3 separate regions of the Homo sapiens genome follow, and all the other regions are linked to region 1. Evidence: chromatin loops called from intact Hi-C (ENCODE). Cell type or tissue: heart right ventricle. All regions are shown on one strand.

Region 1 (8,000 bases):
CAAAATGCTGGGATTACTGGTTGGGGCCACTGTACCCAGCCAATTTCTTAATTAAGCTAGAACTTAGGATAATGTACTACCTTGATATTCAAAGTGCAATCTATATACCAGCAATCAGCATTGCCCAGGAAAAATGCAGAATGTCAGGCCCCATCCCACACCTCTGATTTGGAATTTGCATTTTAATAAGATCCCAGAGTGATTCACCTATATGTTAAAGATTGAGAAGCACTGACCTAGAGAAATTCATGTGGGGACTGGGAATCTGACAAGCAGTTACTGTTTTGAGTCACCACAGTGATAGTAATGAGATATAATTGAAGTATGTACCAGAAACTTCCAGAGTCTAATATTAAAATAACCACAACAACAGAAACAGTGAATTTTAAGTGGATATTTGGTAAATTAAATTTGTCTTTCATTAAGCATTATTTATAAAATTGGCTCATTTTCGTTTTTGTCATCGTTGTTCACTGTAATGTCTGTAAGAACATTCACTGTTATACTCATTCATGCATGAAGGAAGGAAAGACAATGAATCCATGATAGCTATCTCATATTGGGAACAGCTTGAATTGAGTCCTGCATTGAGTCAGGACTCATTCGATGTAAGGTCTTCTAGGGGTGGCCATTTGGACCATCGTGTCTTCAGATTAGGTACAGAGAGCTGCCTGGTTGGAACTCCTACTTGGTAATCAGGATCCACCTCTTGAATAAAAAGGAACAGCTAGTCACTGGAATTTGAAATACAAGAGTTCAACTACTTGTTAGAAGGTAGTTAATATCATGTTTCCCCAAACTACTGTTCGAAGAGAAAATTTGCCTACTACTGTCTGTGTTTTACTGGCTTTATAGTAGCAGATGTTAGTGGTTATGTTAAGGACAATTTCTGGGAGCTCTTGTCTCCATTTACTCCAACTGCCTCCTGTTCATCTTTAGTCAGTCCTCTTTGTGCGTGTGTGTGTATGTGTGTGTGTGTCTGTGGCTTGGCAGAAACAGTTAAAAGACAAGGTTTGAAGGTTATAATATATAAATGGAAATCATGGTGGTTTTTTAAGATGACAGTTTAGAAAATGGTAACAGTATGTAGTTGCTATCACACAAACAGTATATCCCATGATGCCAAAAGAACAATCCTTTCTAATTTAATCAATAATATTATTGCCTGAAAAGTCTTGTTCTCAAGTAGATATGTTTATCTACATCGGCATTATTCTTCACAAGTTTTGCATTCACTGCTTAGAACCAATGATTCTTGATTGTAGAGATTCTTTACTATGTAAAGATTGCTTTTGTTTCTTAATTTGTGAAAAATTAAGAAAACACTTAATTTTTCACAAATTAAGAAATCAGATAATACTCTTGATACGATGTTAGTCTGTAAAGCAGACAATGTGTAAACCAATCAGGGATTATATTTTACTTGGGGAAGCAATGGTAAAGAACAAAAATGAATGGAACCTAGTTCTCAAATCTACTAATTTAATGCACAATTATGTCATTTTCCCAGCCATGGAATGGGTAATAATGGTAATAAATAAAAACATAAATATAAGCAATGTTTTGGAAATTGATTCAACTTGCATTTTCTTAAAAACTATTTTTATGATATTATTGTCCATTCTCTTTGTTATATTCTTGTCATTTAATGTAGATGAAAATTTTCTATTAAATTACTCAAGTTACTGCCTATCAGGGCACCGAAACATGCTTAATACAAAAAGCAATAAGCAATAAGTCTTATTTTCCATGGACTTCCTACCCTATTTATATTAGCTAAATATCACAACATATAATAAACAATTCTCTTTTGGGGGTGCGGGCTAACCATCTGAGTTGTGTTTATACAGAACCCTCAATTTTAAAAACATTACTCTTTATTTCCATTTTTCTTGGAGTTATTTCCAATCTATTTATTTCAATGTTTTGTCATAGATGACAGAAGATAAAATAAACTTTGGGTTCTGTTGATAGTGCTCATTAAAAGGAGAAACAAGAAAGAACAAGTAAATCAAGGTTTATTATTTTTCAACTTTGAGTGGTTTCTATTTTCTAATCATGTCTGTAACATTGTTGTGGAAAGGTAATGGGGATTGTAGTAGAACAGGTATTTTCAAAGGCTTATCAGCTGGGTGAATACTTTTGAAAAATCAAGTGCATACACACGTGTTGCTGTGAGTAAACAGACTGTATTATTTAATCATTAGGAAGAAATGTCCAGTGGTATTTCAATTAAAGTCAATCCTTGTTCTGAGCTTATGTATGAATTCAGTTGAACAACTAATTATACAGAACTTTTTGTTACGGTGGTTGTTGATTGCAGCAACTTCCCTATTTAATTGAGTTTTAAAAAAAACTGAAAAGGGGTATGTCAATATAGCCAACAGAATTATATATTTTTTAAAATTCTGAAAAGCATGACACTCTACACGGCAAGGTAGAACAAAGGCTGCATTTGCTTTTTGAGCTTTTTAAATCTTCTATTTTATCAATTATCTGTGGATGCTTACAAGATACCAAAGGAAATGATTGAAAAGGAAAAATATTAACATTATTAATCTACATGATACAACTTGTTAAACTAATTCATTGTCTAATTTGTCCAGTTGCATTCGTGTAGATTAGGCACATATTATTACATTCCTCAGAGTGTTTCTAAATAATATGTTTTGGGTTACTTTGTGGTGTTAACATGTATGTAAACAGAATATAATAAGTCAGTTTGCCAAATGAGAAATATTCATTGTGTATTACGTTTTTAAAATTGAGTTTCTTTTTCCAGCACGACAATCAGAGACATTTACAAATAGTATTTTAAATACGTTATTTGAAGCAGGAGCCGCTACAACTACAAAATACAGAAATTAAATAGTCACACTTTTTATTCTATTCCTATTCAATAAGCTATAGACATATTTATTTCGACCCTAACATAACCTAAAAAGGAAAAGAAAAGAATTCTTAAACCATAGTATATTAAAATAAAACGACACAGTAGGAATGAAATGAAAGACAATTCAATAGCCTTTATAGCCATAGAGTGATACAATCTCAAATGGTTTTACTCTTTAAATTATTCAGGATTTATAAATTTCTGCCGCCATAACATTTTTTCACAAGTGGAATAAAAATGGCATTTTGCTCACGTAGATCTAGCTGTTCCCTGGGTGGTTGATTCTAGAAAAGCAACAGGCTTTTCCGTCTTACGAGAAGCAACAGTTAGAAACTCTAAGTAGAAAACTCCTACACACAGTGGACGGAACCAGCCAACAGAGAAAGTGGCAGCTATTTCAGTTCATTTTGCAATAGCTTCCAAAAAGAGAGGGAAGAAATATATAAAAGAATGTTGACCCCTTTGAAATGAAAGGACTGTGCTGTGTTACTGTCGCCCCCTCTCCCTTCCAACGTCCCTTAAATTATCAGGATTTTTAGGCATGCTTAGGTTTCTAGAGTAAGGTGAAGCAATATGACTTGATTTATTCTGTTTCAACTTAAATTTGCAAGATGCAGTAAGACAAATTCATAACCTCCCGCAAGAGAACAATACAAGCCTACCCAGGCTCGGGCACTTTTCCTACTAGCAAACATGGACTGTTGTCTTAGCCTGTTGCTCCTGCCACCAGGTGTGCCTGAACCTGGAGAGAGAGGACACTTTGAAACCCAGACTGTGCTCTCGGTGGCAGGGCCTTGGTGCATCCGGGCTCGCGGACTGCGAGGGCCATGGGGATTGCCAGCACCGCGCCTGGGGAGGTGATGGCTGCCGACCACCGGTCCGGGGACCCTAGTGCAGGCCGCCCGGCTGCCAGCAGATGGTGCCCTCCTCATCCAAACACGCAGGGAAACCCAGCTAAAGTAACGCTCAGACTCCGCCCCAGCAGATCCACGGCGCAACAGTCACTCGTCCTTCCCAAAATAGTGCCGAGCACGTTTCCCCTGGAACACCGCAGTAGCCCGTGTGTGTCGAAATTACAAACCAGGGGCGACCGGGTGTGTGTGCCGGAGCGGGGAGCGGGTGCGGAGTGGGACCTCAGGGGCCAGGGGCGAGGTGACCGCCAATGAAACGCAGAGGGCAAAGGGACCTGTCCATTTCCCATCTGCGTAAGCCGAACCGCCGGGCCCCTCGGGAGGCCACTCACCATATTCACTTCGGAGACCATGTCTATGCTGGCGACATCGATCCGCATCCCAACGTCGACGGGGGGCCCTGCCGGGGAGGTGGGCCACATTAGGAACAGATTCTCTCAGTGACAGCAGGCTGGGGAGGGTCTGGGGGCTTCCCAGCCCTTACTCCATTCTTAACGGGCTCCCTCCCTGCTCCCCCCACCACCCCTTTCAGGGGACTGCCTGGGAAAACAGGTGTGGGCACACGCGTGATGCAGTGACTATGCAGAGGGTGTGTCGGCCCGGGAGAAGGTCGCCTCCGCCTGAGGATTCATCCACCTGAGACTGGGGACCCGGGGTGTGTGTGTGTGTGTGTGTGTGTGTGTGTGTGCCCAGGGTATAGTGCACGCTTACGAAAATGACATGCCTTTTCTTTTTTTTTTTTTGACATTTATCTTTGACAGAAAAGGAGAACTAAGGATGGGTTACAGGTTGAAAAAAGATGAAGCGTTACCTCCGAAGTCCGGCCGCAAGCGAATGTCATATCCTTTGAGCAATCTGTCCACTGTCTCTTTCACGTATGACATGTTGCTGGGTTCATTGGTGCTAAGGGGAAGAAGTAGGGACCGTATTCAAAATGAGCACAAACTGTGAGCACATATAAAAAGATACAGGCACACCTACCCCCAAACAACAAGATACATGATCCAGCAGACACGTAAAAAGAAACATACCAAGAAAAAAAGAGAGAGAGAGAGAGAGAGCGAGATTCAACAACAGCAGCTCACCTGTGTGCACAACAGACCATGGTAATCATCACAGGGAAAGAGAGAAGCCCCAGACTCTCTCGATTTTGTACTGTCCACATTACTAACTCTGATTAAAAGAATTGTCTTTTCTGCGAAGATTCAAGGAATGCAACTTAGTCGGCTGCTGGGCAGTAATTCCCGAATGGACCTGCGCATGCGCAGAGCGCGCTCACTACCAAAAGACACCTTGTGCCTTGCAAACAATATTCCTAGTGGAACAGGCAACAGATTTCAATCCCTCTAAAGTTCCTATTTGGGGTGCTCCATGTCCTCCGGGTAGTCAGAGACAAGCTGCTGTTTCCACGCAGGGGATCCTACGAGCATGTGTAAACGGAGTTTCCTTCATGCATTGGAGGTTGCTATGTTGATTTCATTTCTGCCCTCAACCTGATTTTGTTTTTTTTACTGGGCGCTCAGTGATCTGGCTAAGGCTGCCTGTGATTGGCATCTTTCGTTGACAGTCAGGGAGGTCCTAGAACGGGGACTCTGGAGGAGGGTCTGTTGTTCTCTGGTTGCCTGTGGCGGGCACCGGGAGGATGTGATCAGCGGGGGTTGTGGGTGGGGGTGACTGGGAGCAGGGAAGAGTGGAGAGAGAGGGAACGGGAGAGTTACTAAAGGTACAGAGGAAACTCAGGACGTATTTGAGAACTCCAAAAATTAGGTGCCCTTGGGAGGCATCCTAGGACATCTGGCTTGGTGTAGACTTCTGTAGGAGGCAGAGTAGGAGGGGCAAGCCAACTTTTCTTCCACCCCACTTTTCTTCCCTCCCCTTGTCGTTTTTCATCCAGGTTGGGAAATGAGGGAAACAAAGGATCCAGCAGCAGTTCTGGGCAGGCAATCTTTTTTTCTAGGGCCATCCACTGCAAGCCCCACTTATCCTCCAGGTTGTGATAAGAAAAATCTCCTTCTTAAATTGACAGCATTTAAGGTGGTATTTGTGACCCCTAGCAGAACTCTGAAACATCCAGACAGTTTAACCTCTGTTCGCCAGTAGGTTGGGATTCTGCAGGAGCAAGTATTGTTTGAATTAAATCAAATTCAGTAACTTCGATTCTACAAATGTCATTGAGCACATGTTAGGCAGAAGGCCCTGGACTAGGTGTTTGTTCTTTTGTTAAATAGTATATATTAAATTTTGTTGTGGGCATTCTGGGACTTATAACTGATTCAAAAAGGGTTCTTGTCCTAGAGAAATTCACATCTAATGGGAGAGGGACACACACAAGTGTAAGTAAAGCGAATTGTAATCCCTACTCCTATTATAGTCTGCTGCTTACTTTTATGAGGGAAAGAGGAGACAGCTTAAAAATTAGCTTCTAACTAGGATGGAAGTGTCTCAAGGTCAAGAAACTTATGCATATTCTTAGTATTTCCCTACACAGGAGTTACCAAACAAAAAAACGTAATAGAAAAATTTATTCCATTACAATAATAACAAAAAATTCTAATGTACCTAGGAATAACTGGGGGAAAAATATGCACAAGAAGTTTAGAGTGAAGGTACATAACATTATTTAAATACACAAAATATGACCTAGATAAATGGAAAATGTACCATATGGGTAATTGGGAAGACTCAACATTGTAAGGATGTCAATTCTATCCAATGTAAGAAATATAACCAATTTGAATCAAAATTCCTACATTCTAAATGGAAATGAATAAACTAATTCCAAAATTCAAATAGAAGAATGAGGGGGTAAATAAAAGCCAAGAAAACCTGGAAGAAGAAGAAGAAAAAAAGAGAAGGAATATGGGGGCATTTGCCTTTGAGATATCAAGACATTATTGTGCTATATAGAAACTGAATCAGTTTGTCTTTGGCATGGAATTCATGTAGGGATAAAAAGCAAAATAGTACGAGCAAATAGAGAGCACAGAAATACTCCTCTATTTTAAGAGAAGTAGGAAAAGATGAGCTACTCAATAAATGTTGCAAGACAATTTATTATCCATAAGGGAAAAAAGTAGATCTTTACATCATTACATACATGAAAATATATTACAGGTAGATACGTAACTTTAATACAAAAAACAAAACTTTCAAAACTTTAAACTATATAGGAGAATATCTTTATGACTGTGATAAAAGGAAAGATCTAAAGATGAACAAAGTTATAAATGATAAAAAAGATTATTGCGATAACTATGTTAAAATGTAACCTTCTTTAAATCCAAAGCTTCTTCTGAAAAGTCAAGTTATACATAGAAAGAACATGTTTTCAGCAAATTTAACCATCAGAAGGTTTGTATAAAGAAATTACCAGAAAAAAAAACTTCCAGAAGTAAATAAGAAAAGATCAAAAGCCACTCTAAATAAGGAATTGCAAATTAAAGGAATTGTACACTATTTTAAACTCATGAGATATGCAAAACTTAAGAATATTAAAAATTGGCTTTTAAAACTCCATATATTTTCAGTAGACATATAAATTGATCTAAACACTTTGTACCACTCTTTGGACATACTAGTAAAGTCAAAGATGCCCATGCTCTTTGGCCCAGAATTGCTACCACTCAGAATATACCCTAGTGATAAACTCATGCAGTCTAAGAATATTTATGGCAGTGTTGTTTTTAGTAGTGCAAAACTGGCAACAATTTTTATTAATTGGAAATAAATAGGAATATAATCACACAATGTAATACAACAGTCAAAATAGTTGAATGTCTACATGCTTCTACACTGACAAATCCCAGAAGTAAAACACTGAGCAAAAACGAAACAAGAGCAAGGTGCAGAATGATATAATGAGCCATGATAACATAAATTTTAAAATATTTAAGTGTAAAACCCAAAAGATATATTATGTACATATACACCATATATATATATATGGTATATATACCATATATACACATATACACCATATATATGTATATATACCATATATACATATATATACACATATATACACATATACATATATATGGTGTATATGTATGTGTCGGGGTGTGTGTTTGTGTGTGTATGTATATATATACACATACACAGAATAGAGAACAAAAATAAGAAGGATACCACACTTTAAGGTTCAAATGAATCTACAATATTTTATCAAAAAAATTTCATTCCAATTAGCCACAACA
Region 2 (8,000 bases), 350 kb before region 1:
AGACTCCAGGCATTATATCAAATACATTAAAATGTATTCACATTCCATGTTAAACATAATTTACATATCACTATAAAACATTTAATTGCAGCTTATTTGTTAACATGTTATACTAATTTTAATATTGTAATATTCTTTATGTATTTTGGAGCCAATAATCCGTTTAAGACCCTTGATTAATTTGTAGATGTAGACACTTTGCCTATAATGCGTGTTGGCTATATGGCTGAACCTTTGACACCAATGGGACTCTAGTGCAACGGCCAAGATCTCCTTCCGAGCTTTATTTATTTGGAATATGTCCAACTCCTCTTAAATTTCCCACTGATAGAAATTCTGCTGCCACCATTAGATCTCCTGACCCTGATTGTGGCCCTTCCTGACTTTTAAATTGGCTGTCTACCTGTAATTTCTCAAGATGAAATTGCCTGCCAGGTTGAACTGCATGTGATAGGCATCCATCTGGGCTATTCAGCTGGGGTTAAGCCTCTATACAACCCTGTTCTGACCTCCTCTACCATTTTTCTGGTCCCATGTGGATGAGATCCCCCCATGCCTGCCCAAGTCATGACATTCTTGGAGTGACTGGCTAGCAAAGTCTAGTCACTGGTCTTCCATTAAAGCAGCACAAGTTCAAATTCGCTTTTTCCACAATCAAATGGTTTTTACTTTCTTTTGGACTCACACATAAGAACTAATATTGTTCCCATTTAATTGTATCGAGCCAGTTTGATAATTTTATCTAATTCAATTTGACTTACTATTTTAGCCTATTGAGTTTTTGCTTTTTGAGATGGAGTCTCACTCTGTGGCCCAGGCTGGAGTGCAGTGGCACAATCTTGGCTTATTGCAACCTCTACCTCCCAGGTTCAAGTGATTCTCCTGCCTCAGCCTCCAGAGTAGCTGGGATTACAAGTGCATAACACCATAAAAAAAATTAGGCCATCTAATTTTTATATTTTTAGCAGAGATGGGGTTTCTTCATGTTGACCAGGCTGGTCTTGAATTCTGACCTCAGGTGATCCACCCGTCTTGGCCTCCCAAAGTGGGATTACAGTCATGAGTCACTGTGCCTGGGCTATTTTTGTTTCTGGATGCTGATTTGCTCAACCTCTTAGTTTCATGTTATCTGCAAATTTGAAAAACATGCCTTTTATCATTATTCCCTTGATTGAGACAAATGTGGACTGGCAGAGACAAAGACAGAGCCCTGTAAGATTTCCCTGGTAATATTCCTGTAGGATGAATCAGGTCTTTAATCAGCACTTTGTGGGGTGACACCATCATTTATCCATTTAATATTTTCCTAATTGTTTAGCCTTTCGTCTATATCTCTATGTTTCTCATATTTTTCTTGATTGATTTTGCAGCCTATCAGATAAGAAAGTAAGGTCTGTTAGACTTATTTTTAGAAACATCAAGCTGCTTCCATAGATTACTGATTCTCCTTTTACAGAATGTGGGGTTACTATATTGCCCAGAATGCTTCAATTTCATCAGCTTAAGTGTCTGTTGAATTTTTTTTTCCTTCCTTCTTGGACAATGGAATGATGTATTTCATTCTATAAACACAAATAGCCATGTGGTGTACTAATGTCTGTAGGCTCATGATAATATCCTCCCACTCACAAGGTCTGCTTTCCTTTATACATGCTAATGGAGCTATATTGCATTAATTTATGTAGGTACATATGTTTTAGGTACATTGCTAGCCAAAGATCACAGTGACGGTTACTCAATGGCCCCAATACACAGTGAAGTAAAGGATAATCACACCTGCAAATGCTAAAAATCTTATTGTCTGTATTGATGTGCTTGTTATCAATAAAATCTCAAAACAAACAGCTTGTAGCCTCTACATTTTATTTGTCTTCATAGTCAAAGGGGAGAATATTTTATGTCTCAGAAAAAAATCCTTAGTCATCTATTTCTGTGGCATAATAAATATATATGTGATTTTGTCCCTCATTCCTGACACAGAGCTCTTAAATATCTTGGAATTTCTTGGGTGACAGCAGCATCTCTCATTTTAATGCAGTGATTCTGGTGAGCATCTAGATGGCTTCAGGATGGGGGCTGGTTGTCAAAAAGACCATACCCAGATTAGAAGCCTGAAACTTTCACAGTCCCCACCTCAACCTCCAGAGAGCAGAGAAAAGCTGTAGATTGAGTTAATAATCCATCATGCCTATGTGATGAAACTTCCATAAAACCCACTAATGTTCAAAGACCTTCCAGGCTGGTGAACACATCAAGGTGCTGGGAGGGTGGCATGCCTGGAGAGGGCATGAAAGCTTTGCACCCCCACAACTCCCTGCCATTCTTTGCCCTATGTGTCTCTTTCATCTGGCTGCTCCTGAGTTGTATAAACCAGTAGTAGTAAGTAGACTGTTTTCCTGAGTTCTGTGAGACATTCCGGCAAATTGTCAAACCTAGAGGGAGGTTTGTGGGAGCCCCTGATTTGAAGCTAAGTAGGACAGAGTTGTGGGTAACCCGGGAACCCAATGCTTGTGAATGGCATCAGAAGTGAATGCAGTCTTCTGGGACCGAGGCATTAAACCTGTGGAGTCTGACTCTGGAGTCTAACTCTTGAGTGTTAGAATCAGAATTGAATTGTAAGAGATCCACTTGGTGTCCAGAGAGTAGGAGAATTGGTTGGTGTGAGGCAAACCCAAACATTTGGTGTCAGAAATGTTGTGAGTAAAAGCAGTTCAGAGTTTTCAATTTATTTTAATAATCACAGAGTAGATTTCTCTTAGATACCTGTGGTCAAATCTTTTACAGTCTTGAAATCCTGTTGCATCGTCTATACATGTAATAAACATCTCAATTCTCGGCACCTCCCTTCTTAAAATAATCTCAGGTGAGAAATGAAAATAAATTGTGACTGTTTACTCTTGTTCTTAATTTCCACTGAGATCTGGGTACAACCTTCTCAAAAAGATGAGTTTCACAGTACTGTAACCAAATAAAACATGTACTCCTTGCAAAGTTTGTGAGAAATCTCTTTCAAAATTCAGACAACCTTGACTTATTATTGTTATCATGGAATAGAGAGGATCTTGCTGTTCAACTAGTCTCAGATGAGGTCATGGCATTATTATGATAGGATGTTGCCTCTGCCAGTAATTTCTGCTCTGGTTAAAAAGGAAGATTGAAACCTCTTTCCACTTTGAAACATTTGTTTGGTTGTAGGCAAAGTCTTTCGTGTTAATATTCTCCGGAAAGTGTAATGACAGCGTTCACTAGGACAAATGAAAAGGAATTAACCCCATGTGCAAAGAAGCTAAACTAGTGTGTCAGTATCATAATGTTTTTAAAGATTGTTTTCAAATTGAGTGTTAAGAATGCCTAATCTATTTGGCATCCTTAAAGATGTGCATCATTGCTTTATTTTAAAAAATAAAAAACAAAATCAGGCCTAGTGTAGAAAAGGGAGTCACCTCTGATTTTGACAGGCACTTAGTGTGTCAAATATGCCTTTATTTTCTGAAGTGTAAACTACCTTTAAGGATAATAAGATCATGGACAAGTAAAATAGAAACAGAGGCACTTATCTAGCTAACTTAAATGTACTACTACTTTAACCTTACTGCACTAACAGTGTTATTCTTGGCCTGAAACCCCAGATTTGATAGTTTGGATAACAGTCTTATTTACCTAATTTAATTTCTAAGACCACCTTATATCCTCAATGTGGGAAACTATTCAGAATATCTCTATGGTATTTTTGGTTTGAAGAGTCATGTGTATCCTGATTTTATTGGTTATGAACCCACCCTTGAGTGGTTACTGAGTTTTGTTTTGTTTTATTTAAATTCACCTTCTTTCCTTTTTTTTTTTTTATTTTGGTGTGGGGGTCACTTTTCACTGAGAAATTCTGATGAGAAATAGTGATTTGTCAATAAAGCACATTTTTGGAAAATCCATTAAAATCTAAAAAAAATCCTCAACCTGCCAAAATCAGTGATGGCAAAATGTTTATGGTATGTTGTTAAGAGAAAAATATAATAAAAATGTATGTGTGTGTGTACATATAACAAAGATTATATATGGAAAGAGTTAATAGTGGTTATCTATGAATGATAATATTATGGATGATTTTTTCTTTCAAAAATTTTACGTGGTGAATATGTAATCATTTAAAAAATAAAACCTGATACGTTATTTTTACGTTCTAGAAATTGCCTGTTTGGGAAAAATAAACATCAAAGTTATTTAAATATCCTGTAGAGGGCACTCAAGATCTTCCAGATTCATAGGCAGCGACATGATACTGTGAAGATTTTATTCCTTTAGTTACAGGAGTTTTAGGTTTTCATGATGATTTTAGTTTTGGATCACTGATTCTCACAAGGTTTTATTTTAAAATTCATTTATGTTAAGTGACACTAGAACAATTATGATTAATAGACCTTGTCACATATTCAGATCTTTAGCTAGAAATATATCTGAATATATGCAACTCTAGTTGATTACTAAAGTAACTATAAAAAATGACCTGTTTGGTATATTTAATGCTTAAGTTATAATACTTTCACTAACATTTTGAGGAGTATGGTAGCTCATATGCCCGCTATTTTAGCTATGCATATTAATGAACAAAAATCTATGTGCCATAAATGATATGAACCCATTCTTCACATCTCTCAGTTATGATTTTACAACTGGAAGCAATAAGATGCATTGAATTAAAAATTACTAATATATCAGATCAGAATTTAATTTTCATTTTTATTAACTTATTTGCCTAGTCCCTGATTTTTTTTTTAGGTATAATCTATCATTTTAGTCTCATATCCCTTATTCACTCACTCTCAGATGATACTTATTGAGAGCTGCTACCCAATTCAATTTTTAAATTGGATGCCTTTCTCATCTGTGGATGCAAAGTTGTGGTCCCTGACCTGAGTTTTCACAGAGGTATTGCACACAACCTCCAATAATCATATTCTACCAAGCTCTTGTGTCTATAGAAAATAGTGGATTTTCTTTCCTAGAAAAATAGCTTTTCTCTGGCAATTCTCAGCTGTCTTCAAATATGGCATGGTTTTTGGATCCTCTCTAGAATCAGGTTGGATAGCCTTAGCAACTAGGAGGCTATGTGCTTTTGAGATTCACAAACTGTCATGCTTTCTTGTATAATTTCTTGGCTTTTGAAATCCATGTGAATAGAATGTTGTAAAGCTGACAGTTCACAGTTGTTTGTATCTATAGCTTATCTGCACTCATTCCCAAGTGCTAGATTGGTGTCACAGAGGTTATTGTAGTAGGCATGTTGGGCACATTAATGTCTGTGTTTTAAAAATTGCATTGTGTCTGGGCATGAAGGAAAAGAACTGATTCGATTATTATTGGTTTTGCTAGAATTGATTTTTTACTCCATGTAATTTGGCAGTTACATTGATGAAATACGTGGCTAGCTGCCAATTTTGTTTATGTTGAAGGCTTTATTTCTGATGTCCATGAAATAGGAAGTCCTGCAAATATGAATTGGTCTTTAGAGCTGCCTGGGATGGAACAGTTTGGGAATAGCAGTTAGGAAAGGGCAATGCTCTGTACTTATTGCTCAATCTCAGGCTTGGGAAGAAAAGCAGTGATGATACTTTTCACTTTTTCAGATGGAGAAAATGGAAGTACAGAGTTCCATGACCTGATTGGGAAGGCTGAATGCTTCCAAGTTTCTCTCTGTGGAAATGGGGCCAATAATCTGTGCTACCTGACTTACAGGAAAGATAAAAGAGGTTATTTTGCAAAGTGATAGCTACAGAGTGCTTCTTAGAAGCAATCCATCATCAAAACGCTTAGAAGAATGCTTCCAAGTACATAGGCATCACATGTTGTGTCAGGGTGGGTCTACAACAGTGATTCTCAACCTCAGGTGATTTCCCCTGCCAGAGACATTTGGCAATGTCTATTTTTGGTTGTGAAAGGAGTGCTACTGGTACTTAGTAGGTAGAGGCCTGGGATGCTGCTAAACTTCCCACAAAGAACAGTACAGTGGCCTAGAAAAAAGAATTATTCCACCCAACATGTCAATATTGCTGATGTTGAAAAACCCTGGCCTATAGCTATGAGATGCTGTGTTTGGTAGAATGGCTCATGTTAAAACCATTTGTTTTGGTGATGTAACATGTGGTGCATAATTATACCTAGATTCTATTCTATTAGGATAGAAGATTTAAGAAGGGAAGATGCAAAATCGTTTTGTAATTCAGTCACAATAGAATTTCTTCACTATAATCCAAGCACCTTATCCCTACCCCCAGCCTAGACAATAAAAATGTGGTCACACACTACTTGGAGGGGGGAGGATACAGGGGAAATTCGCATCTGACAATCTTTGTAATTTTTTGCAAATTCTTTGCTCTTTGGTTTAGAAACTGTTGGCGAGAAAGTAAGATAGAAGCATGTTTACACATACAAACTTCCTAAATAATTCTCTTCACCCATAAGTTCCCCAGCACATACACTAGTTAAAGGCACTTCAGGGCAGGGAAGGGGGGAAAGAGAAATAGACAGGAAAGAAAAAGTCAGATGTGAATTTAGGAAGGCCTGTGTCTGTCTCTGACCCTTCAAGCTGGGTTCTAGGGTAGGAATATGAGGTTAGACAGCCTCTTCCAAGTTCTGAGACATGAGTAGAAGCAAGCCTTGTAGGGAAGGCTGTTCATTCCACTGTTTGGGAGAATGGACAGGATGCTCTGTTAAGCCTGTGGAGTGTAAGAGATAATTTTGTCTGAGTTTATTAAACTAAGGGAGGCTTTCCGAGGAATCCTGATTATGAACACGCACGGGGAGAGAACCAGTGTTCCTGAAAGAGATCTCAGAGTCATCCCATTGGAAGATGCAGCATGGATGGTTCCTGCCAGGGATCAGACAAAGACCAGTTAAGTCTTGAGCACATCACTGGTGCAGAGAGTTGAGTGGGAGCTGAGTTGACACCCACAAAATGCCCAGTCACCAGTGGAGTGAGGACCTGATCCTGCTTGTGGTGAGCCCCAGACAGAAGTTACAGCTGAAGTTAGAGGCTGGCCCAGGACTCAGGAGACTCAGCATGATAGGTAGAAACTCTCTTCCTTAGCTCCCAAGGGTGAGGCTTCTGTAGTCACCTCCAGAGCTTACAATAGACTTCAGGGGTAGGTGTGGCACAACGGGGAGACAGTGCACAAGGACTAGGGCACATTTCCCTGCTCTCCTGGTGGCAATTACCCCTGTGCTATCTGAGCCCTCTATCAATGCCATGGGAAAGAACAGGAGGAAACATAAACCATCCTGGTGTTACTGTATTTACAATCTGAAGTGTCTGAAAAATTGCTGAATCGAGGAAGTATATGGCCATTATCAGACTGAACCATAGAGTCTAAAATAAAATCATAAAAACCAAAGAATGAATTTTCATATATCTTAGTTTGTAGACTTTGAAATTCTTACCCATTTTATCTTTATCTATAGAAAAAAGTACAGAGATTATGAAGTCCAGTGCCTCATTCCCAATCTTCATTGAATAACTAGTGTGCCTATATAAGCAAAAACCATAATAGAATTCTATCAAGGAGATGTACAGTTAAATTCCCATGAAACAATATATCTAGGGTTTTAAGAGGATGCTGAAGTACTCTTTTTCTTCAAAGAATTTCCATTTTTATCTTTTCAGTTGAATAGACGGATGATCAATTTCCAGAAGTTCATGTTAGTAAAACATGGATTTTTTAATAAAATTGTACTAGAAAAATTCTTTATCACCCACATCCCATAGTGCTAATTAAAGGACTCTGAGCATGAAGATGGGGCTTATCCCTTATCTAGATTGCTTTTGGACTAGCCACTTCTGGCTACTGATTTTCATTTCAAAAGGAAGACGTTGGCTAAGTTTCTTTTCTACAGCTTAGAGCAGTCAGTGCTCCTGGGAATTCTTTGATAAATTTCATATAAATATTTATCACTGAAAGTCCGCTGTGTGTCTACTTCTTCCCTGTCGAAGATTATCTTTTACTAAAGTT
Region 3 (8,000 bases), 190 kb after region 1:
TGATTACCTGTCAGCTTCTAGAAGATTCAATTTTCCCTTGCATTTTTGTCTATTCCTCTCTGAGAAAGCTGGCAAGAAACTGCTTGCTGAAATGCTTTTCTCTTGGTTTTCCTCTTACCTCACTGGCCTTTCTCTTCCTTGGTCTTTTTATTGGCGCTTTCTTAGCTCCCTTGCCTGCAAATGCTGGAGTAACCCAGGAATTACATTACTTTTCCATTGGTGCATAACAAATTACTACAAATTGTAGTGCTTTAAAATAACAGACTTTTTTTTAATCTCATAGTTTCTGTGTGTCAGAAGTCTGCTCACAGCTTACCTGGGTCTTCTGCAAGGCTGCAGTCAGAGTATCATTTGGGCCTGGGATATCATCCGAATGCTTGACTTCAGAAGGATTTCTTTCTAAATTTACTCAAGTTTTCTGCAGAGCTTATTTTCTTCGAGCTATAGGAGGGAGGGCCTTATGTTTTGTTGGCTGGAGGCTGAAGGCCTTGCAAGCTGGCAGCTGGAGGCTGCCCTAAGTTTCTAGAGGCTTCCCTCAGTTCCTTGCCAGATTGTTTCCCCCACATGATGCTTGCTTCACATACATCTCACCGTCACATATTCTATTGGTTAGAAACAAGTTACAGATCCTGCCTACATTCTGGGAGATGGGAATCATACAGGGATGTGAACACGAGAAGGTGAGGATAATGGAGCACCTGAGTCTGTCCACTTGAGGGCTAGTTCTCTGTCCTCTCCCCTCTATCTGCACTCATTTCTTCTTACATCTCAACGGCTATATCTATGGTGTTAAATTTGATCGTCCTCAAACTTCACACCAGTATAGCCAACTGCATAGTTTATATATAGTTCCTCTTGGATAGATCTAGTGGACATCTCAAATTTCATATATCTAAACCCAGAATAATTATTTCCCACCAATCACCTGTTTTTTCCCACACTCTTCTAGCCTCACTAAATGCCAGCTCAGTTACTCAGATAAAAACCTTTGTATCATCCTTGACTCTACATTCTTCATACCCACATCTAGCTTATCAGAAAATCCTGTCCCGTCTATTTTCAAAATATATTCAGTCTCTGACCATTTCTCTCCACTTTGTAAAAATGCTTCCTGTTTTATTCCCAGTAAAAGCTACACCATCTGGCTTTTTTGTTACTTCTCTAGCCTCTTCTACTACTGTTCCCTTTTTCATTCCATTCCAGAATAGTGGCTAACTTGCTGTTTTCTGAGCAGCTCAGGTACCCTCTCACTTTAGAGCCGTTCAACTCACTGTTCCCTTTTACTGGAACACTCTTCCCCCAGAAGACTGCATGTCTGACTCCCTCACCTCCCTCATGGCCTTTGATATGTGAAACATTACAGATGAGTCCTACCCTATTCACCTTTTTGCTGTTGCAATCTATTTTTTTTCCTTCCTGTGTTCCAAGTGTCCTTTATACTGCTCTCCCTTCTCCTTTTTTTCCTGTACTTATAATCTTACAACATTCTATATAGGTTATTCATTATATTTATTGTTTATGGTCCCTGTTTCCTACTAGAATGTGAGTTTCATGAGGACACAGATCGCTGTCTCTTCTGTTCATTGCTTTATCTGAAGCCGTTAAATGTTCTTGGTATATAAATAGATGCTCATTAAGTATTTGTTGAATGAATGAACAAATAACGCAGTTAGTCTTGTTCTCACCTTGGTATCTGCAGCATCTTCAATTAATCCTGGATTCATAAGCACTTACAAAACTATTTTACCTTCAAAACGTTTGAAACTTGCCATTTCTTGTTTAGCATCTTCAGTTGGCACTAGGGTCTGATTTAAAATTTAGGTTACTTGGTAGCCCTCTGGTTACCATTCCAGCCCTAATGGGGGTAAAGTCTATCTCCATTTCCTAGCAACTGGCTCAGAACCTACTTCTAGTCAGATTGACCACAAAGAACCTCAACACCACTGCCTCTGACTTTGCTGTTGATGGATACTCATGCAGTTTAACCATATGCCAGATTATTTTACATCAAATGTTGCCTCTCACCAAACATGTACATGTACCTTGGTGAATATCTCAGTTCTTGTTTCACTCCAGGCATTAAGAAGGAGGTAAAACAGGCAGTGGTAGTCACCTGACTCCTCTCCCAGCATACCCCTCCAGGGTTTTTTCTTCTGTGGACTGTTTTTCTTTTATCCTATGCTCTTTTTTTCTGTGTCCCTACATCCTTGAGAACTATTAATATCTGCTTTTTGGGTGGGACTTTCTGTTATGCACATATACTCTAAAGTAGTAAATAAATGTATCATTTTCTCTAGATTTTTTAACTTTAAATCCTCACTATTGTTATAGAATGAAAAATATATTCCTTTCAACCACATTTGAGGCATTAGTCTGCTGGTTAATTTGATTTAGGGCTCAAACATTAGAGAAGTCCATTTCTGTTTCCTTGAACTTGCATGAAGGAAGTTGCTGAGAAGTCTCCAAGCATATTAGGCAAACCTTGGCCAGAACCTTCCATTTGAGGTTGGGTACAGGTGAGTGGTGACTCATGAAGGTAGCTGGTATAAAAAAGAGAGTTATCTCAACCACATGGGTTGAGAAAAGTTTAAAGACTCATTCTCTACCACTATTGGAAAACAGGTAGCTAGGCCCTTGTCATGTGCTTTACGATGCTTCCTTTTCAACTTTGTTTCTTAAAAATTATTTTAATCAGATATCATTTGTATGACAATATTTACTGTTAATGAAGTAGTATATGGTGATTTTCTCTGAGTAACATAGCCTGTACTTACCTCTGGCTTTTTCATTGTCTTTGAAATCTGACACTAATTTTCTAATTGCATTTTTTTAGGAAGCAGAATCTGAAACTTTCTGAGGAGAGCATTTGAGCTTCAGATTTCTAACAGGTAACGAGAAAATATGGAAAAGACCCACACTACCTACATTACACTTTCACAAAGTAAAAGTTAAAGTTCTGGTAGGAAATTTTGTAAAAAATAAAATTCACACTGAATTCATTTTTAAAAAATTGTATGTACTTTTAAGCACGATGTTTATTACTGAGAATCAGCCCAACTACACAAAGAGACAGATGTCAGTTTAAGTAGACAAATGTTTCAAAAATAAAATATTTTTTATCAGCAGTAAATGTTTTACTTGATAGACTAACTTGATAGTCTTAACTACACGAACAGTTGGATACAAAAGAAAATGTGTGTATTGCCAGCAAACATTTTCAAAAGATAAGCACTTGTGCCAAGTACTACATGCTTAGAAAATCTTTCATTTGGACAGCTGAGACCACCACGTGTCTTAAAATATGCCATCCATCATTTCAGTGTTAAGAGCGCCCCCTGGTGTGGTTGTATATTTATATGCTTCCGTGACTTTTAGACGTTTTAAAAATTTCATTTTGCTATTAGATGGTGATGGGCCTTTTTTGCCGGGTTGACTTGGTCAGTATGGTGTGTAACCATCTAGACATTTGTATTTAATATTTTTCTTGTCCTTATCCATGACCGTGTCTGGAGTCAGTGGTCAGCTTGAAAGCCGAATTTGGGAATATTTAATTCCTAAACTTCCTCAGTCAAGCTAATGGCCAATAATATGACATTTATTAAGTATGAAATTATATATTGCGATAAAATTTTACAGGATAATCAAGTTATTTGGTGGTAATAACTTTGTTAAGTGGCAAATTGCTGTGAACAATTTCTTTTTGGTAAGTTCATGGACATTATAATAATTTAACATGAGAATTCAGACAATATATTTTGCTTTTAAAATATCTATTGTGTAGAAACTAAATAACCCAAATGTTGATATTTCCTTACAAGCCAGAAACTCCTCTCTGGTGATATAACTTGCAAATATAAGCAAAATAATTCACCCATGTGTCATAAATAGGACTCTTATTTATTACCTGCCACCAGGGAATAACCCCATAGAATTGCAGCCAAAATTGGCAGCAAAGTACCTGTTTTGTAACTTTTTTTCTTGTATTTTATTTTTAATCCTTTAGGAATATAAACCACTCTTGCAAAGTGAAAGTACACATAATATTCTAAATCACATTTCTGTATATTTGATAATTGCAATTATTTTCCCTAATTGTCTCTTCTTCAGACTATATTATCTTCATTTAACCATTTCTCATATAAATTGTTTGAAATTTAATAATTTGCAGAACTACAATTGTGAACTGTTTGCAGTAGACTGCTTTTGCTTTTATTTTTTTCTCTATGTTCCTCTCTCCTTTGATTCTGAAACCATAAGCTCAGTACAATATTTACATTAATTCCTGGCTGGCTTGTTGAAAGAATGTTTTTAAAAACATAGATTAAAAAAATCAGAGCAATGAATCTGCCTTAGTAGACCTGTGTTTGAATCCCAGCTTTCATATTTACTTGTAAAAATCATGACTGTGGACAAGTTGATGACTCTCTCGGAGTCTCAGTCTTTTCTGTAAAAGAGGAATGCAAATCACTACTTCAGAGGATGTCCTTAATACATTCTTTACATTAATATGTGCTTAAAACTTATTATATGCCAGATATGGGTACCTTATGACACCCCTTATTTTTCACAAGTGTGTGAATGTGGTATTATTATTTCTCTATTATTGATGAGGCTTAGTGATGCTAAGAAGCCTCATAAATGGACAAGCCAAGATTCTAATTCAGGTCTTTCTGACTTAAAGTGAGCTCATCATCAGTGGCCATCAGAGAAATGCAAATCAAAACCATAATGAGATACTATCTCACACCAGTTAGAATGGTGATCATTAAAAAGTCAGGAAACAACAGGTGCTGGAGAGGATGTGGAGAAATAGGAACACTTTTACACTGTTGGTGGGACTGTAAGCTAGTTCAACCATTGTGGAAATCAGTGTGGCGATTCCTCAGGGATCTAGAACTGGAAATACCATTTGACCCAGCCATCCCATTACTGGGTATATACCCAAAGGATTATAAATCATGCTGCTGTAAAGACACATGCACACGTATGTTTATAGCAGCACTATTCACAATAGCAAAGACTTCGAACCAACCTAAATGTCCAACAATGATAGACTGGATTAAGAAAATGTGGCACATATACACCATGGAATACTATGCAGCCATAAAAAATGATGAGTTCGTGTCCTTTGTAGGGACATGGATGAAACTGGAAACCATCATTCTCAGCAAACTATCGCAAGGACAAAAAACCAAACACCGCATGTTCTCACTCATAGGTGGGAATTGAATAATGAGAACACATGGACACAGGAAGGGGAACATCACACACCGGGGACTGTTGTGGGGTGGGGGGAGTGGGGAGGGATAGCATTAGGAGATATACCTAATGTTAAATGATGAGTTAATGGGTGCAGCACATCAGCATGGCACATGTATACATATGTAACAAACCTGCAAGTTGTGCACATGTACCCTAAAACTTAAAGTATAATAATAATAAAATAAAAAAAGTGAGCTCACAACCACTGTGCTATGCATTTAATTTAATCATGCTTATTCATGTCTACTGATTTGTTAATTCATTTGTCATTACTGTCAAATAATCCCCCACTGCACATAGAGGAAAGCAACCTTCAGGGAAAGCATAGAGGAATCATTTTGTATGGATGCTCTTGTCTGAAAGCCAGAATTGCTTTGGGCATTTATTCTTCTATGAAGTTTTGTCAAACCAGGTGGTGCATTAAGACATTGCTTGTTATTACCATGATTGAGCTGATAATAGCAGTGACAACAAATAGGGGTATTAGGTTAGTGAACTTGAAGGCTTCTTTATGAATAATATAAAATCGGGGTAAAGGAATGTTAATTTTAGAAACTGTTGCATCCTTCTAATCCACCATTTATTTTGTGTTTTTTGTTTCCTGGACCTGGGAGCATAGTATAAGTTTGATGTGCATTGCCATTCAATTTAAGTGTCTAATTACTTGCATTGGCTTTGTGAAGCTTGTATCATTTTCTTTATGGGTTAAGAATTATTTTTTGATTTTTATATACCAGATTTCCTGTAATTGCTACAGAGGCCAATGTAATAAGTTTCTCATTTCATTAGTAAGTAGTTTTGAAGGCTACTAAGTAGCTCATCACAGAAATGCAGCGTGAACAGGCCTGTTGTTTGCTTAATAAAATCTAGTGCTGCATATTATTTCCTTGGTCCTTGAGATTTGCTCTAAGAATTAGGCTGTTCAGTCACAATTCAGAGCACATTGTTAGGCTCCTCAATGGCTGAGTGACTGTTTTCTTGTTTAGGTTGTGTCATGACCTGCTTGGGTCAGATGTATAGGCATTATTATGAGTATGTATTCATATTATTATGTCTTACTAAGATAGCACATTATCCCAAACACGAATTAACCTTATGAAAATCAGTTTAACCTTTAACAGAACCAATGAATGAGTGAAGAAATGGGAGTTTTCTTAGTATTTTACCCTCATTTCTGCCCTACAGTGGCATCTCCTGCCAGCCCATCTTAAACACACACACACACACACACACACACACACACACACACAGAGCACATTTGGTAAGTGGGCTCTTTGACTTGTTTACTGTCTGTGGAACCTCTGATATTGTTTTAGTTTAGGCCCTGATACTTTGAACAATTGGAATAGTTTCCTAACTGGATTCCACCTCTCCATTTTTACTCCTCTCTAATCAATTAAGAGCAGGCTAATTTTTCTGAGGCATAGAACTAATATCAGGTTAAAATAATTCAGTGTCTCATTGCTCAAAACCATCTTCTGGTTCTTGCTTACCTCTCTTCTAGTTTTCTCACTGCCTGCCATTGTCCTCACTCCTTGAATGTTGTGCTTTGCTCTGCTGACAAAATTACAGATCCTAGAATGCTTTTTGCTTTCTTTGCCTCCCTTTGTCTTTATGCACCAACTCCGTATGTCAGTGACAGCCTTCTGTACTTCTTCATTTAATGAGTCCTTTTATTTTTGTTTCAAAACCCAGCTCTACTTTTATTTTTTACTGTAATCCTTCCCAGACTAACTTCCCACTGCACAAGCATACACCCAGCCTGAATTAGGTATCTCTTCAGTGGGCCACTAAAGGCCTTATGTCCACTTCTGTTACTGCAAAGTTCTATTTACAGTGGACAACTTGAAGCAGGTATTATTGTATCACAGTACGAGGTACATTGAAAGTGTTCAGGAAAAGCATTATTTATGAAGCTCATGAAGAGGCTGAATGAAAAATATAAAGACGTTGTATTAGAAGTCCCATGAAGCCCATGCCTTCAGTCAGGTTTTAAAGCTGATAGATCAAATGCCTACTATCAGCCATTAGTGGGCAGGATGGGGAAGCAGCTGTTAGTTGACTTCATGTATGCTCTTTCTTCTATTTACATTGACTCTCTCTCAGCACTCATGTACTCCTCAGTGCACCCAACTATCCCTCATGACAGAGAGTTCTTGTGGCTTATTTAATATAATATCCTCTCTTTCCTACCTGCTGAATCCTATTATTGTTGCAGACAAAAACAAATACAGAAGTCCCCTGTTTTCTAATTCTCCTTGTTGGTATGAAAGATAATCTGCCATAATTCTATCCAGTGACATATAAACAAAAATCCGATGGAATTTCTGGGAAAGTCCTGCCTTATTGATACAGATTTTTGCCTCATCTTCCTTCAGGCCCCTTCCTCCTTTCTCATTCCTGGAAGGTAGACATGATGACTGGAACTAGAGAGTCACCTTGCAACCTTGAGGGAAAGGCCAGAAATTACTGAGACTTTAGCCCTGACATCCTTAAACTTCTAAATCAATACCAGCAATTGCCTTCCTTTGGATTTTTCACTACTAAGAGAACGTCCTCAGGTTGTGTTGAAGCCTTTGTTATCTGGGTTTACTGTTGCATCAATTGTCTCAGTTCCCTAATGGATACTCATTAGTATTACAGTTAAAATAAATGCATTAAAAGTTAATGGTATAAGTTTCTCACCTCCCCACCTATATTTTGTATTTTTTAATTCAACAACCATATATTAAGACCCA

The links. Hi-C counts contacts between places; a loop is a spot of excess contacts. Peaks named below come from ENCODE experiments on the same cell type or tissue, not always from the same donor. Only the 100,000 strongest peaks of a DNase experiment are listed, where the experiment ranks them.
Region 2: a loop joins it to region 1, with 4 times the contacts of the local background. A loop is called at or near these places in 11 of 110 quality-filtered maps.
Region 3: it touches region 1 in a loop (11-fold over the local background); 53 of 110 quality-filtered maps call a loop at or near these places.

The regions. Positions count from the first base shown.
Region 1 is chr4:47,028,621-47,036,620 of GRCh38, reverse strand. GABRB1 (gamma-aminobutyric acid type A receptor subunit beta1) reads right to left here and starts at 5,054. Exons shown (of 9, transcript NM_000812.4): 1 at 4,890-5,054; 2 at 4,616-4,707; 3 at 4,137-4,204. The coding sequence starts at 4,969. In heart right ventricle, a CTCF peak has its summit at 3,787 (motif pointing right); DNase peaks (open chromatin) are centred at 3,830, 4,139 and 5,080; H3K4me3 peaks cover 2,408 bases; H3K27ac peaks cover 1,309 bases; H3K27me3 peaks cover 1,984 bases.
Region 2 is chr4:47,380,262-47,388,261 of GRCh38, reverse strand. All of the region lies in intron 5 of GABRB1 (gamma-aminobutyric acid type A receptor subunit beta1), which reads right to left. Among named protein-coding and RNA genes, the nearest start is that of COMMD8, 79 kb to the left of the region's middle. In heart right ventricle, a CTCF peak has its summit at 4,235 (motif pointing right); no DNase peak of the experiment used is centred here.
Region 3 is chr4:46,839,848-46,847,847 of GRCh38, reverse strand. COX7B2 (cytochrome c oxidase subunit 7B2) reads left to right here. Exons shown (of 3, transcript NM_130902.3): 2 at 2,834-2,888. Among named protein-coding and RNA genes, the nearest start is that of COX7B2, 65 kb to the left of the region's middle. In heart right ventricle, CTCF peaks have their summits at 3,116 and 3,324 (motif pointing left); no DNase peak of the experiment used is centred here.